Regions from separate parts of the Homo sapiens genome. Here region 1 is linked to region 2. A link is an interaction called in ENCODE POLR2A ChIA-PET data of the cell type or tissue named here. Cell type or tissue: endothelial cell of umbilical vein. All regions are shown on one strand. Each heading gives the region's core, and the rest is flanking DNA. Links, peaks and the distances in the headings are about the cores only.

The links. Peaks named below come from ENCODE experiments on the same cell type or tissue, not always from the same donor. Only the 100,000 strongest peaks of a DNase experiment are listed, where the experiment ranks them.
Region 1: POLR2A ChIA-PET joins it to region 2 with 7 read pairs; 1 of 35 experiments calls an interaction of 5 or more read pairs at or near these places.

Annotation. Positions count from the first base shown.
Region 1 is chr1:21,898,792-21,901,688 of GRCh38, forward strand. The region is part of intron 1 of HSPG2 (heparan sulfate proteoglycan 2); the gene reads right to left. Among named protein-coding and RNA genes, the nearest start is that of HSPG2, 37 kb to the right of the region's middle. In endothelial cell of umbilical vein, for the core only: no CTCF peak of the experiment used is centred there; DNase peaks (open chromatin) are centred at 190 and 1,460; H3K27ac peaks cover 2,500 bases.
Region 2 is chr1:21,327,765-21,330,668 of GRCh38, forward strand. It overlaps a transcript of ECE1 not described here. Among named protein-coding and RNA genes, the nearest start is that of ECE1-AS1, 36 kb to the left of the region's middle. RefSeq lists enhancers at 1-434, 1,308-1,965. In endothelial cell of umbilical vein, for the core only: no CTCF peak of the experiment used is centred there; no DNase peak of the experiment used is centred there.

The DNA of each region.
Region 1 (2,897 bases), core at 1-2,500, 570 kb after region 2:
ATTGCAACCAAGGTTATGGAGGGCATGCCTGGAGCACTGCGACTCCCAGCATCTCCTAGACACTGCCGTCTGGAAAGGAAAACCTAGCGGTGAATGATGAGCAAGGTCCAGAGCTTTTCCCAGGGAGCAGGGAGCTGGTCAGCGGGTGGCGGCGGGGGTGGCCTTGGGACCAGACAGGAAATAGCAAAGTGAGATTCAACATGGAAAGAAAGCCAGGAACACACATCTGCAGGGAGAGGGGAAAGAGAGGCCAGAGCACGTCGGGACTTGGACAGAAGTGCCCCACACTCCACCAGAGGACTCCAGAGCACGGGTCCCTCCATCTGCCAGTCTGCTGTTGCTTGCAGCCCCCACCCTAGGGTCTGAGGATCCAGGGTCAGATAAGGGCCCATAGCAAGGAATAAGTCAGCAAGAGCAGAGACTTCATTTGTAAAAAGCTGAAGATCAAAAGGTTCCAGGAGCTCTGTATTTCACATCTGGGAGAGCAGATGGAACCAGACAGGAAAGAGGCTCCCAGAAAGAGCCAAAAGGAACTTGGGACTTGACCATAGAAGGACCTTGGACCCAGAAAGGGAAAGACCAGGATCTGCTTGAAGAATAATAACAGCTAACATTTATTGAGCACTTACTATGCACCAGGCACTCCTAAACCAGGTTATAGGTCTTATGGGGCTCCACTGAGAAAGGGGGCAAAGAGAGCAGAGAAAGTCAGGTTACCCGTGGAAACTGGCATGTGGCAGGGCTGAGATTTGAACCCTGGTGGTCGGGCTCCAATACCTAAGCAGCTACCACTGTGCTATATCACCTCTGTGACCAGGGGTATGCAATGAAGCAGATATGAGATCACTGGGAGTCACTCTTGCAAAGCCTCTCAGCCACACTGCATGCCACTTTGCAATGCATTTCCTCAGCCTAGTATCACCTGAGTTGACAGTGACCCTTGGAGGAGGCTGAGGAGGTATGAATGCTCCCCTTCCCCAGTGAGCCCCGGGAGACGTGTCTGCCCAGACCACAGGTGAGGAGCTGGCATCCCACCCCAAGCCTTCTGCTCACCAGGAAATGAGGCAGGGCTGGACCTCTGGGCTGGCCATGAGGCCTAAGCAGAGAGCAATACCAGGGAGCCCAGGGTTGGCCAGTCCCTGTCCCCAACCTGACCAGCTCTCAGAATGGCCCCATGGGATGCCTGAGCTGGCAGTGGCCTGGGACTGTGCAGCATGTGCCTCAGGTCCCAAGGAGGGCCATTAGCAGCTCCAAGGTCAGAAATAGAACCCAGGTTTCCTGCCCTCCAGCCCGTCTCCGGCGGTGAGGGAGCCCGGCTTCCTCCCAGAGGAACCCAGCACTTCAGGCATGTGTTGGAGCCAGACGGGCAGCTGGAGAGGAGGGGTCTAGGGGTCAGACCTCGGCCAGAGAGGAAGGAGCTAAGCAGAGAGGGGGATTTTCCAGACCCTGCAGTTCCTGGTTTGGCGGTGTGCAGGCAGCTGACTCAACCGGGCCCAGGCCAGAGAATTGTTCTAACAGGCTGAGAACAATTGCTTGGGGCTGGGATGCAGGCAGGGTGACCCCCAGTGGGCAGGCATTCCTTGAACACTGGCAGGACTGTGGGCGAGGGCTTCTGGGAGGCACCCAATCCCAGAGGTGGGCTATGTCCAGGCCCTCCTGGTGAGAACGAGGGTCACATGGAACTCCAGGTCCAAGTTGTGTCATTAGGGACAATGAATGCAGGCTGGATCCTCCTCTCCTGGCCTGGGTGAGGATAAAGAGGCAGACAAGGCTGCCTAGGAAAGGACTAAGAACGGAGGAGAAAACTACAGGAGTGGGGCACAGAATGGAGAGAAGGAGGGAGAGGTACAGATACGGAGAGCAGGTACAGATCACTTGAGGCCAGAAGTTCGAGACCAGCCTGGCCTACAGGGTGAAACCCCATCTCTACTAAAAATACAAAAATTAGCCCAGCGCGGTGGTGCATGCCTATAGTCCCAACTACTCGGGAGGCTGAGGTAGGAGAATTGCTTGAACCCAGGAGGCGGAGGTTGCAGTGAACCGAGATTGCACCACTGTACTCCAGCCTGGGCGACAGAGCAAGACTCTGTTAAAAAAAAAAGTTTATAGCAAGCTCATTGGGTGCCAAGCCCTGAACTGAACCGACATGAAGCTATTCAGAGTGTGTTCACTCCACTCAGAGGGAAGAGTCCTGTGTTTCACTGTAGCAATATTACCGTTGTTTGATCATGGGGTGTGACCCCCAGACTCCAATGGGGATGTCACATGCCGGCTGGGCACATGCTCTATGTCACCTTCTCAAACTTGAAAAATTCTGAATTCCAGAACACATCTGACTCTGAGGCTTTCGGTCAAGAAACTGTGAGCTTGTGTTATTATTATTTCCGTTTTCTGGATGAAGAAACTGAGGCTCAGAGAGAATCGGCTGGGTAAATGGGATCAAGCAGGTAAGGCACTTAGTGAGGCGTTTACTTATACAGTAAGTGCTTAATAAGCACTAGAATTACTTATACAGTAAGTGCTTAATAAGCATTAGGATTAGTATCATGCAGAGGGTGCATGGTAGGGGTGAGGGGTAGGTGTGGTTGAGGGGTGATGCATGCGGAGTGTGAGGTGTGGGCTCAGGCCTGGGGTCGCCTCCAGATCTGGGATGAAGGGAGGAGCCTGGCTGAGTGGGCAGGACCCTAGCAAGGGGTGGGCAATAGAATTGGGTCCTATGGCTCAAAGTTGTCTGCCTGCTCAGAGGCTGACTCTGGGACCAACCCAGGGCTTTGGGCTTCTCCAGACACATTGTTCACATGCCTTCAGCAGCCAGTCCACCCCACCCTCCTTGTAGCCCAAGCCTGGGACTGAGCCCCCGACTGCCCCCGCAGCTAGGCAGGAAGGTCTGAGCACTG
Region 2 (2,904 bases), core at 103-2,602:
CCTGTTAGGAACCGGGCCGCACAGCAGGAGGTGAGCTGTGGGTGGACATTACCGCCTGAGCTCTGCCTTCGGTCAGATCAGCGGTGGCATTAGATTCTCGTAGGAGCGCGAACCCTATTGTGAACTGCACGTGCGAGGGATCTAGGCTGTGCATTCCTATGAGAATCTATGAGAATCTAACTAAGGTGATGAATCTAACTAACATGAACTGAGGTGGAACAGTTTCATGTACCTCAGATCATCGGGCTTAGTTAGATTCTCATAAGGGAAACCATTCTTCACACCCTGTCCATGGAAAAATTGTCTTCCACGAAGCCTGGCACCAAAAAGGTTGGAGATTGCTGCTATAGGTCACTCACCCCAGGACCTTTGCACATGCTGTTCTCACAGCCTAGACTCTTTTTCTCTCCATTTATTTGCCTGGTTAACACTTAACACATCTTTCAGATCTCTTCTCAAATCCTTCTTCCTCAGGGATGTCTTCCCTGCTCCTGCTCTCTGCCAGGGATGGCTCCTCTGACATAAACTCCCATAGCAACCTGCTTATAGTTAGAGATCTGTGCAACTGTCCAAGACCATGCCTGCTTGCTAACCATTCTAGACCTTGTGCCTGGCACATAGTGGGTCCTCAGTAAATGGTAGATATTGCCACCACTGATCATCCCACATTTACCTATGCTGATATTTGGCAGATGTCCCCAAGAATCTGTGTGTAGGCCAGGTGCAGTGGCTCACGCCTGTAATCCCAGCACTTTGGGAGGCCGAGGTGGGTGGATCACCTGAGGTCAGGAGTTCCAGACCAGCCTGGCCAACATGGTGAAACCATGTCTCTACTAAGAATACAAAAAATTAGCCAGGCATGGTGGCGGGCGCCTGTGATCCCAGCTACTCAGGAGGTTGAGGCAGAAGAATCGCTTGAACCTGGGAGATGGAGGTTGCAGTGAGTTGAGGTCACTCCACTGTACTCCAGCCTGAGCAACAAGAGCGAACCTCCATCTCGAAAAAAAAAAAAAAAAAAAAAAGAATCTCTGTGTGGAAGTCTGCAAAAGCAACCACGTTGGGTATTAGGAGGAACACAGGCCTCGGCTGCTGAGGGTCTGCTTTCTAATCCCAGCTCTGCCACCACAAGCTTTGGGCAAGGTACCGCCTCTCTGAGCCTCAGTTTCCTTATCCAATTGATCTAAAGGTGGAATGGACATGCTGGCTGTTCATCATGACTGCTGCGAATCTCTCTCTAGACTCCCACCTCCCTTTGCATCCATTCCCCCTACCAGGCGATGTTCTGATGGCTGAAGTGACCAAATAAAATGCCCAGGATAGTGTTGGACCCAGAGAAGACATGTAATAAATTAGATTTCTAGCATATTCTATGGTCCACCAGCATCAGAATCAGGCATTCTGCTGGAAATGTAGGTTCCTGGACCCTCCCCCCGACACTTACTGAGTTAGAACCTCTAGGATGAGGGCAATGAAACTTGCATTTGTAACCAGCATTCCTGATGATTCTCATGCACATGTCCGTTGAGAAGCACTGAAATCAATGCAACCTTATGCTTGCTACCGCCGACTTGCAATTCCTGGGTGTCCTGATTACCAGCACAGAGGTGAGACTCACCAGAAAGGGGCGTGGCCTTCATAACCTGGTATTCTTCCTGATGGCTTAAAAACACGAGTACAGGCCTTGCAGTTAGATTGAGGTGCAAATTCCAGTCCCTCTACTTACTGGCTTAGCTGTGTGACCTTGGACACATGGCTCAACCTCTGTGAGTCACCTTTCTCATGCTTAAAACGGCAGTAAATTACCTCTACCTGCCAGGGTTGTTGCAATGATCTGAGGAGGTGCCTTATGCAAAGCACAGTTCATGTGCTCGGGGCAAACAGTGGAAAAACAAACCAGGAAATGCTTCTCTGTCTGTCTGTGCCTCCTACCTGCCACAGGAGAACTGAGGGTAGAATCTGTGTACCCTTCTCAGCACACCACAAATCCTAGTCACTTAGAGAGACACAGACTGCCTACAAGGCTAGTCAACTCCCAACCACCTTTGCAGAAGGGGGAGAGAGTGGGAGTTTGTGAAGAGCAAAAGCAGGAATTGGATGGGAAAATGGTCTAGGGCTCACGTGGAGTGACCCAGGACCCAGAGTCTCACCTCCCAAGGCTAGGCCTTGTAGGGCAGCAGGGCCAAGCATGCTGCAGGAAAGAACACAGAGTCTGGAGCCAGACTGTTCAGGTTTAAATTTTGGCTCTGCTACTACTAGCTTTGCCTGGCTGGCAAACTCCTACCCATCCTTCAAGACCCAACTCAAACATCACCTCCCTGGACCAAGTTACTGGGCCTTTAAAGGCTCCTGCCCACATACTCACTAAATACTTTTTTTTTTTTTTTTTTTTTTTTGAGACAGAGTCTCCCAGGTCCTATTCCTCTGGGCCTTTAAAGGCTCCTGCCCACATACTCGCCAAATACTTTTTTTTTTTTTTTTTTTTTTTTTTTGAGACAGAGTCTCCCTCTGCCACCCAGGCTGGAGTGCAGTGGCATGATCTCCACTCACTGCAACCTCTGCCTCCCGGGTTCAAGTGATTCTCAGCCTCCTGAGTAGCTGGGACCAAAGGCACGTGCCACCATGCCCAGCTAATTGTTTCGTATTTTTTGTAGAGATGGGGTTTTGTCATGTTGCCCAGACTGGTCTCGAACTCCTGGCCTCAAGTGACCCACCCATCGCAGCCTCCCAAAGTTCTGGGATTACAGGTGTGAGCTACCGCCCCTAGCTGACCTCACCAAATACTATTCAGCAATTTACCTGCTAATTTATCTATCTCTCCCACAGGCCTGGGAGCTCCTGGAAGGCACAGACACTGCCATGCCTGGCACAGGAAACGTACTCAGCAAATGTTGCTTCAGTTTGAAT